Regions from separate parts of the Homo sapiens genome. Here region 1 is linked to region 2. A link is a contact called in ENCODE Hi-C data. All regions are on one chromosome and are shown on one strand. Each heading gives the region's core, a stretch centred on a gene start or an enhancer-like site at or near the end of the contact. The rest is flanking DNA. Distances are from core to core; before and after follow the strand shown. Region 1 overlaps NFIA (nuclear factor I A). Region 2 overlaps NFIA (nuclear factor I A).

Region 1 (5,385 bases), core at 1,463-3,962, 110 kb before region 2:
TAATATTTAAAAATTAGTTTTAAAAATATATTTAAAATTAGTTTATTGTCTTGAACTTAACTTTTCAATTTAATTTTAAACAAGTTTACTTAAGTCTAACTTTTAAAAGCTCAAGTTAATATTAGCCAAAATATACTTCTTAATGCTTATCTCTTATGCTCCATAGAAAAAAGTGTGCTTTTTTGGTGAATTAAGATTTAAATATGTATGCATACTGTTGTCTCTCTTGGAGAGAGTCATGACGCACATTAATATATTAGAGGGTCTGAGAACTTTGTTTAAACTAGCAGTAGCCAAATTTATTTGTCAGTGGAATCCTTTTTTCATGCAACCCCCATTAACCTCCCAAAACACACTTTGAGAAATTATGCCCTTAGCCTTTTCTCTGCTTTTGAGTGAAGAAACTTATTCTGATTCAGTCCTGTTGGTGTAAAAATCATCTTCCTGCTGACCCTTCTGTTTATCTGAAGCCCTTAAAAATTAATAACGCTCTAGTCTCCATTTGGTACCAAGTGCCTGGTGGTGGGGGACTCTGTCTCAGAAGCAGTGATACTTGATTCAGTTGTCTCACCTCCTCTACTCATCTATCCAGTCCATTGCAATTTACTCTAAGTACTTCAAACTGTGTCCTTGGAAGACAGAGTTGCCTGGAGCTATTCCAAGTTGGCAAAGGGATGTTCTAATAAAGCTCTTAAGTGGTACTACTTGCTGATCAAGAGCAGAGGATAAGGGTGTTGAAAATGTGATGCTGCAAAGGTCATTTCATGAGGCACTAAAGTCCATTTTTAAAAGGTCTCCACTCCTTTCACCCCATAATTTTGAGTATTGGAAAGATTTACTAATGAAGCTCTTTGCTGTGTTATCCCTGCCAAGAAACAGACTTTAAAAATATATTATTTTCCAGATTCATGACATAGGAATCTATTGAACCCTTCCACCTTAAGTTTGCTCCATTCCTCAAAATGTGTTTCTATCACTTATATATTTTGTTTTTTGTTTTTTTAAAAAACAAAAAAAAAAGTCTGTGAGAAGGAAATTGATTTGAAGGTTTTAGCCTAAAACACAGTAAATACTCAATGTAAAGCCATTACATGAGTTTTTATGTCCATAGTACTTTTTTTTTTTTGAGACTGAGTCTCGCTTTGTTGCCAGGCTGGAGTGCAGTGGCCCAATCTCAGCTCACTGCAACCTCTGCCTCCCGGGTTCAAGTGATTCTCCTGCCTCAGCCTCCTGAGTAGCTGGGACTACAGGTGCATGCCACCATGCCCAGCTAATTTTTGTATTTTTAGTAGAGACGGGGTTTCACCATGTTGGCCAGGATGGTCTTGATCTCTTGACTTTGTGATCCGCCTGCCTCGGCCTCCCAAAGTGCTGGCATTACAGCTGTGAGCCATCGCGCCCAGCTCGTACTTTTTTTTTTTTTTTTTTTGCATGTGAAAGAGATGGAGCAACTATAGCAGGAAATTTTATTTTGTATCACCAAAAGGAAGTTTGCTTGTTCGTATCTACGATTGACATCTTCAGTACTTGCTGAATAAGCACAAATGATTCCTTTTCTATCGCAATATATATGTTTGCATCTACCTAAGAGATTTTAGATTTGTGAGTGTATGGAGCCCTCATTAGTATGAGAGATTAATTTATTTCAGTGTTTGAGCTGTTACTGAGCTTAAAATCTTAAAAAACACACACAATACAACACCAGCTCTGTAATCTTTTTACCGAGTAGACTATAATAATTCCAGAAGATTTAACATAGTTTATTAGATGAATGGCTTGCAACTTTAAGGGACCATAAACTTATATTTAAAAATTATCATAAGTAAAACAGGATTCTGACAGTAATGCATGTAATCTAATTCACTAATGTATCAGTTGTGAATACTTTTTAGATATCCAGTAAACTAAAATGAAACAGTGGACATACAACAAACATGTGTAACAGAAGAAAACCCAACTTTAGAAGAAAGTAGTATTTGTGTAATATTTAATGTGGTACGATAGTAGTAGCATTACAAGATTAGTGATCAGCTGGGGTTATTAAACCAAAGTTTGCCTCATGCTGTCGACGTTAAGCAGCCACTTGGTAAAGCCTGGGAAGTAACATGTGCCTCAACAGTTAGCACTTAAAGACTGTGTTTTAACGAGTCTCCAGATATGTATTTACATGATAGACCATACTAACACCTTTTAGTGTTATCTGTCAATCAAGATTTCATAATATTCCTTTACAAAATGTATCTGCTGTCCACATCCATTATCCTACTCTACTTACTTTGTATTTTTATGTATTTATTAGGAATTCATAGTCACCTGACCTCTTGGCAGCCATCCCTAAACTTCACATTAACCCTGCTTCTCAGGGATTGCAGGGGTCATTTTAACCCCCATGAACCTGAAAGGTCCAAATAATTCAGTCCAAAGATGGTTGAAAAGGGATCTGCAAAGTCTCCTCCCACAAAGAAATGCTTTATTTCATGCATTTGGCAACCAACCCCTCCCATCTTTTTATTTTTATTTTTATTTTTGGTAAAGGGATTTTACATCAGACAGATATTATTAAAAAATTTTATTTAACACTCAGACACATTTTATTCTAAAACGAATGCTTGCTCAAGAGTCTAAGAAGGCTTCATGGGAAGAGCAAAGCAATCTAAGCCATATGTATTGGGCAGGTTGCCAGTTGTTTGCCAATATGCCCAAGCCACCTGGCTGTGCATTCAGCCAAGTATGCCATTCCGACCAGCCAGCTTTAACCTCCCGGCTGCTTTTCAGCACTTAGGAAACTCCAAAGGCCTGGGAGCTGCACTTCATTTCTCCCATGCCAATAGTTTTCACTTATACAAACTGCACAGCTACACTGACCGGTAACTCTCAAACGCCCATTTTGAATGAGCTCTCCTTTTGTTTAAAGCACCATTCACTGGTGTTGAACCAGTGCCATAAGATGAGTCTGGAGATAGCAGACTGAAACCTTTACCCATATGCCATAGACAGACACTTTGACTGACAAGCAGCATTTTTTTCCCAAGCCTGTAGCGACAGGGTTTTGTGATTCTGGTTTGCTGAGATTTGGATTGGCTTTATTTGCCGCTGGTTTCAATTTTATTTTGGGTGGTTCTAACTTTTAAATGTTTGGAAACGTTTGTTCATTTGATTTTCCCTTTTTGTTTAGTTTAGAAATTGGTTGAGCTGTTTCATAATTTATCAAGCTTGATTTCATAATCTTTGGCAATCTAGGTCAGGAATCATGCAGAACAGGCACGATTTGATGATGGGATCTTGAAGACTGATTCGTTCTTTTTAAAAGTCACGATAGAGAAAGCTTTACTCCTGAAAGGCGGTATTCTTTCTTTCATCAGGGCGTAAAAATTATATAATGCCTTGTTTCCCTTTTTGCCTTGGCTCCCAAGAAACTCAGAGATAAGTTTAATTCTTAACCTTGGTGAATATTTCAGCCTAAGTTTTTGCCCCCACTACTTCTCTAACCCCTGCAGTTTTTGTTCATGTTTTTCTTCTTTTATGGACTTAAATGTGTATGTGTGCTAATTTACTATATGTTTATGAACCATCTCAAATTATTTTTGGAAGGTAGATGAAGTAACCAGTAAGTAAATAAAACTTCAGATTAGAAACTTTAGTCTATTCCTAATTAAAATCTTTAAGTGGCCTTGTCTGGTATCATAAGCAGGTGTTTCAGATTCATTATCTCAGGTTTTAAATGAGGAAAGCTGTGAATATTTAAGCCTAGAAGTTTCATTATTATAAATTTTTGTGCTAGCCTTTGGACTGACCAATTTATTATTTTCTATCACTATTGTGGTCTGTACATTCTCAAGTTGATGCCATTTCCCTCTTCCCGGCTCAATGACCACTATCTCTCAGATCTTGAAGATCTGTTTTGGCTTGGTTCCAATTTAATCAGTCTGAATGGATCCTATTGAGTAACTTGACTCATTCACCCTGCTAAAGAGAGTCTGAATACACTATTTCTGAAGGTTTTTTTAAACCTATTATAATGTTCTTTTTTATTAGAATTGTCAGTCATTTCAGGAAAAACATGTGATCTGTATGTAAGTGTGTTTTGAGAGTCCATTTTTCATCCCATTAATAAGACCCATTCGAATTGTAGCATTTTGGCCAAAGTCCTGTGACACACTCAACAAAGCCGTGAGCAAGGTGGAGTTGCACCAGCTCACAAGATGGATAGACAGAGCTGGGGGAAGTGTCCCAGCGGGTTTTTGCAGTCTGTCAGAGGAGCTGCAGCTGTAACCACCCATCTGTGCATCCTTGGCTTGGACTGGGCTTCAGTATTGAACACTTACCCTGAAGAAAGATGTTCAAAGAAATGGATGGTGTGGCTCAAATAATAATGGCCAAAATGTGACAGGGTTAATGTTGGAAGAGAAAAACTATTATGTTCCAGAAACTATGAGATTTAGCTTTTTGGCATTTCTAAAATTTTAAAATTTCTGCAGTATTCAATTCATTCATTCATTTTGTTTTTTTCTGGACCTGGTAGAAATACTGGGCTTTCTGTATTTTTTAAAAAAAATGTGTACATGAAGGTTTTCGGTGTAATGTTAAATCCAAAAGAATCCTGAAGATCATATTAGTAGTATTTTCCCTGATTTATGTTTATATCTTATGATTTAAGCTTTCTTCGTTAGGCAGCCACATTGTATGTCTTTGCTCTCTAATGTTTATTATCTCCTCATTTATTCTGAGATATAAATTTTTCTTTTGAAAACATTTGAGTGCAACAATAAGCTCAATAATCCTGAACAAAGAAAAGACTATTAATTATTTGTGCCTTTAAAGGTTAATTATTTCAACCTTAAAAGAATCTTATAAGAACCCATTAATAAAAAAGAATGCAAATATATTGCCCAAAAAAATACACAAATTATTGTCTTTCATATAGGGGAGGAAATAAATATGTTTCATCTGAATTGTCTGAAGTAAGTCATGAATGGAGTCAGGGTAAAAGAAAAAAAAAAAGCAACGTAATTTTTTCCTTTATTGGAACCAAATTTCTTAATTCCTCTGTACAAATCAACTTGACCATTTTATTGAACTAAAAAGCATAAAATATAAGATCACGTTAAAGATATTCTTAGAAAGATAAATTACTATGTCATTTTTCTCAATATAACCCGCAAATTACTCAGTCATATATTCTGAAAATAAATATCTTTTGTATTTATGCTTGAAATTTTGTGATATATTTATAGTGCAGTGAATTTTTCATCCCATCTCTCAAATATTTTCTCATGTACATAGGCCTCCAAAACATCATTGTTGCTCTAGGTAAGATCTTAGGAAATGTTTTATTAAAATTTCTTGTATTTGATTTTGTTTGATAAGCTCAAACAAAAATGGAAT
Region 2 (4,965 bases), core at 1,355-3,854:
GTTACTGTCCCTTTTTATAGATGGAGTCTGTGATGCTCCAAGAGGTTAAGCAACTTGCTCTTTTTCCTTTATTCTACTCAGCTAGCTGACTGCCTACCTTTTCATCAAAACCTCTCCTATAATTGCATTATAGAACTAAATAGAATCCAAGGATTCTGTGCTTTTATTGAATAATCAGTTCTTGTTGATTTGATACACTTTTAGCTTATTAATTTGTGCATTAAAAAAAGGTTAAAACTATTTTCATGTAAACCAAAGCAAGTAAGATACTTAATTAATTTTTTTTCCTGGATTTGTTTTTAGGTGTGAGTTTGTTTTTAATTAACAGACTTTATTCTTTTTTAGGGCAGTTTTTTAGGTTTACAGTTTTAGGTTAACAGAAAGTACAGAAGTCCCGTATACCCCTCCTCCAAAACAGTTTCCCCTATTGTTAACATCGTTTGTTAGTGTGGTACATTTGTTAAAATTCATGAGCCAGTATTGACGCATAATTAATAATTAAAGTCCACAGTTTACCTTAGGGTTCACTCTTGTACATTCTGTGGGTTTTGACAAATGCATAGTGATGGGTAGCTACTATTATGGTATCATATGGAATAGTTTTACTGCCCTAAATATCTCCTGTTCTCCACCTATTCATTACCTCCCACTCCCCACCACTGATCTTTTTACTCTCTCCATAGTTATGCCTTTCACTTAGATGTTTTTGATGGTCTCAGTGTCCTACAATCTCTGACTGTTTTGCAGATTTCTTCTTAACCTTCTGTTATCTATCCCAGCCCCATCCAGTCCCCTGCAATTATACCTAATTATGACTACTTACATGGGCTGAAAATTTCACAGTCATCATTAATGATGGCTTAGGTTGAGATTTTTCTCCCTTTCTGGATCTTTAGTATTCGATTTTTAAATTTGCTAATACAAATATTTACTTACACTAGGTTTCCAGTTAGTTTTTGTTTTTCATTTTCTTCCTTTTAAATGTAAGAGAGGAGGGAGGTGCTATTTCAGTATTTCCTCATGTGGATTCACTGAAATAACTATGTCCTAAGTGTGTTGTTTTTAATAGCGTTACTACCAAGGTGGCAATGGCAGAGAAACTCAGGAGAAAGCTGCTGGCTTAGCCTCACAAATTCAGAGGTGAGGGATGAGGCAACAAGGATGCTTGCCATTGAATTATACTGATCAGATACATGAACCTGTTGGAATCAGGGACTCCTGCTGGCCAACTGAAGCTGCAATCTTCCGTGAACTCCCCTTTCCTCCTTGCCTCCTGCCTACCACCTTTTAATTTTTTTTTTCATTATCATCTAAAGTCCACGAAAGGCAAGAATGGAAAGTTCTGCTTCCATGGCAAAGAAAATACTGTAGCATAAAAATCTATATTTGTTCTCTTGCTAGTTTTTCCCCCATGTGGTAGGACCATCTGAAAGTAGCTCAATTATTTATTGCCTTGTTCCAGGGGAGGAGGAAAATACAGACCACTAGATGCTGTGCCAGAGAGAGAGAGAGAAGTATTCTCTGCTTTGGGGAAGGGGGTTTTACAAGTGTTAACAATGTGGTTCAGAATCACTAAAGTTGTTTTAGCATAATACTATGAGGAAAGAGACAAGAACCATCTGTTGAAATGGCTCTTACATGATGCTGCATTTTCAAACAAAGCCTTCTCAAGGCATTTTTAGATTGGTCTCTTTCCCTTGAAGTTGCTACAAAGAGAGCCCACTCTACTAGCTGCTAAGTGATGCTGCTTAGATAGCTCTCTCTGTCAGCACCCACTCTTTTGTTTATTTTGCGCTAGTGTTTTCCTCAAAGTATGAGTGCTAAGGCTGTCAAATATCACTCCTGGTAGGAACCCAGAAAGTTCTCCTGAAAAATCCACTACTTCTGCCCATTTCCTTCCAAATTGCTGACTCTATTTTACTTGAAGTTGGTGGAGTGACTTCGAAACCCTAACTACTTCACTGGGAAAGAGGAAAACCGCAAATACACACAGGCCATTGTGACTCTGGCCTGGTGGGCTCTAATTTTCTAGCGGCGGTTTGTACACCCAAGCCGGCTGCAAGGGTTAAGTAAACTTCGTGGCTAAGGATGACTTCATGGCCCTGGAATTTTGAAAAGCCAGGATTCTCAGTACACTGTGGCCAGCCTTAGAGTCTTTGGGTGTGAAAACCACTCTCAGTTACCCGGACTGATTTTTGGTTCCTGTTGCAGTGCTGCAGAATCTATTAAAATCCGGCAGCTGAATTGTCCTGGCTCTGCCACAAAGCTCAGCTGCCGGGTCCACTACAGGATTCCTGAGTTGTTTGTCAATGGAGAGTGGGAGTGAATGGAACCAGGCATATGCCTCAGCCTGGCATGAGGTGGCACCCTAGTGGCTGTTTTCTGCCTTAGAAATGTGCGCTCTTTCTATATTTTCACACAGGAATTGTCATTAACATCCAAATTGCAGTTCATTTCTAAAGTTCTTTTTGAAGTCTCTGGGTCCTTGTTACGTTTTCAAGTACCCATATTCAGATGCTTAGATTTTCAGGCTAGTAATTTAGTAAGAACTATTGGCAATATTCTAACCTGACATGGTGGAACTTCTAAGACAGAATGAACTCGGCTACAAGGCACAACAAGAAAACGAAACTCTTGGGTAGGAACAAGCCCAAACTTGAAAATACAAAATGTTCTTGCACAGAAGGACTAATGAGGAAATGGGTGTAGGATAAGAAATTCCAGACATCCAGTCATTTGGGGTGCCATTTAAACATTCGCAGTACTTTAGATCTTAATTAAAGTGGGATAGATTTAAAACTTTCTTTCTAAACTAGTGGCCTGTTGGTTTTCCTGTGTTAAGTAACACGATAGCTGTGATCATTGCATGGAAATTAATTTTTAAAATAGCTTATATTCTTAAGCAAGATCTTCTTTCAAAAGAAACCATTTGGGCTCGAGCATTAAAGGAAGAAACAAAAAGAATATAATAAAAAATAGATTGCAGCCCTAGCATGAACAGTTGCCGTGACCTTGCCTTTTGTTTGCCATTACACAATTCAATGGCAGTCTACTCAAACTATGTGCTCGATCAATATCCTATTAAAGCAGCACAAAAAGTCTCCATAAACTTAGTGGTTAGCTATGTTTATAAATGGAACTCGGCATAATTGGATGGTCAATAGCAGGCTCTACTAGTAATTTTAAAATGAACGTCACACATTTTATATCTGTAGAAGTCAATGGCACCTCTTCTAGAGTGAAGGTAGAGTGTGGAGCAGACAAAAGAGTGGGTGGCCCTTTAAAAAAATCATAATGTCTATTTCCAAATGTAGTTTTTAAAGAAAATCTAAGTTATGGAAGAGAAAATTCTGATTGGCCCCTATATATTTTTATTTTGCCTATCTGAACCACCTTCTTCTGAATATATTATGACTTTGCAAATGTTACATTTTCTAGTTTTAATCAACCCCTCATAGAGAGGTAAAATAATAAATATTGCCATACTCGTAGGAAGAAAAATAACAGTCTGGCTGGCTTAATTCAGCCAGCTTCCTCTACTATAATTCAATAAATTTTCAAAATAAATATTGAAATTGAATTAGTTCAGGAGGATGTTTTGTTGTATGATTTTTTCCTTTTAATTTTCTTGACATGTTTGGGGTGAATATTTGGGTAGTAAAGCTGGCAGCAAGTGCAATGGACTGGTAGTAATAGAAATTGTCGTCAAACTACGCTTTCTTCTGAATCCTAGCTCACAGTATGGGTGGCCAAGCTTGATTTTTTTCCTATCCTACCCTCCTCACCTAATGAAGCCATGTAAGGTGAGAGTATCCCCACCCTTAGACTGACTCTGTCCTCAGCCGACTCAGCCCTATGAATTAAAAGGTGCATATACCTTGTGTTCGATATGTGCCCTGGCTGTTGTCATGGACCACTGAGCTGTTGAAATTAGAACTATGGCAGGAATACGCTTATGACATTAGTGTATCCTTCAGTCACTGCTCTGCATGAAGGTCTAGTCCTTTCTCTTACATGCATACTCCTACAATCTTCCTGGTTAGAGCTGGCAGTGAGAGTTCTCATGGCAGAATTTGGGGCCGTTTTGATCTCTGTTCTCAGCTGAAGCTTCTGATAAATTTACCAGACTATGAATACTCTTATTATAAAGATTTGAACTGGGGAGAAACACAACATACCCCTTGATGTACATACTAATGTGTTGTCATGGTCTCTATTCGTATGTTCATCTATTTCTAGGTCATTCATCAGTTATGCTTTCTATGTGTCAAGTATAAAACCTATATTCAAGATGGCAGCATGATATTGTAAAACAGTACAGGATATAGAGTTGGGGAATTGAGCTTTGCAACTTATCAACTCTATAGCTTTGGGCAATATTTAACCCCTCTTGGCTGTGTTTTCTTCTAGGTTACAATCATTTATTCATTGAGCAAATGTTTATGAAGTCCTAACTGTGTGCTGAGTCTAAGTCCAAGTACTGGAAATAGGAATACCTCTCAGGAGTGTAATGAGGGTTAAGTGACAGATAGTCTAGTGTCTGCCACATAGTAGATGCTCAACAATGATAACCACCACGATTATTGAACAGAGCCTCAGCCCCTGATCGTTCTTCACTGTGTGCTCAGAGCCAATCTTGGAGCTGACCACTATCAGTAAATTTATTGAAAATGCATGTGTGTGTGCGTGTATAAATTAAGAAGGGCCAATTTTAGAATTCATGTTCTAACAACCAATTATTAGAAGAGCCACTCTAGTGACCCTTACGGAGTTAGTAATTCCAATAGAGTAAGAGCATGCCAATAGTAGACCTCATTCCTCTGTTTTGAGCATTGTTTTTCCTCAAATTTTCAGAAGATTCTTTTTCCTCAAATTTTCAGCCAGAGCCTGTGTTTCTGCATTATTCTAGAAATTGTTCTCCTAGGATATCTCGTGGATAGCAGAATGTTTTAAAATTCTCAATCT

Evidence for each region. Hi-C counts contacts between places; a loop is a spot of excess contacts on that map. Pooled maps may share reads with other maps.
Region 1: a map of MCF 10A shows a loop between it and region 2 (3-fold over the local background). The contact joins two enhancer-like sites. A Hi-C loop is called at or near these places in 7 of 168 maps with a recorded cell type or tissue (Calu3, HepG2, MCF 10A and 3 more) and 4 of 50 pooled maps.

The regions. Positions count from the first base shown.
Region 1 is chr1:61,224,144-61,229,528 of GRCh38, forward strand. All of the region lies in intron 2 of NFIA (nuclear factor I A), which reads left to right. Among named protein-coding and RNA genes, the nearest start is that of NFIA-AS1, 27 kb to the right of the region's middle. Within about 2 kb of position 2,713, at least 8 of the 41 ENCODE cell types and tissues checked have a DNase peak (open chromatin) inside an H3K27ac peak, as active enhancers do.
Region 2 is chr1:61,336,032-61,340,996 of GRCh38, forward strand. The region is part of intron 4 of NFIA (nuclear factor I A); the gene reads left to right. Among named protein-coding and RNA genes, the nearest start is that of NFIA-AS1, 85 kb to the left of the region's middle. Within about 2 kb of position 2,605, at least 32 of the 41 ENCODE cell types and tissues checked have a DNase peak (open chromatin) inside an H3K27ac peak, as active enhancers do.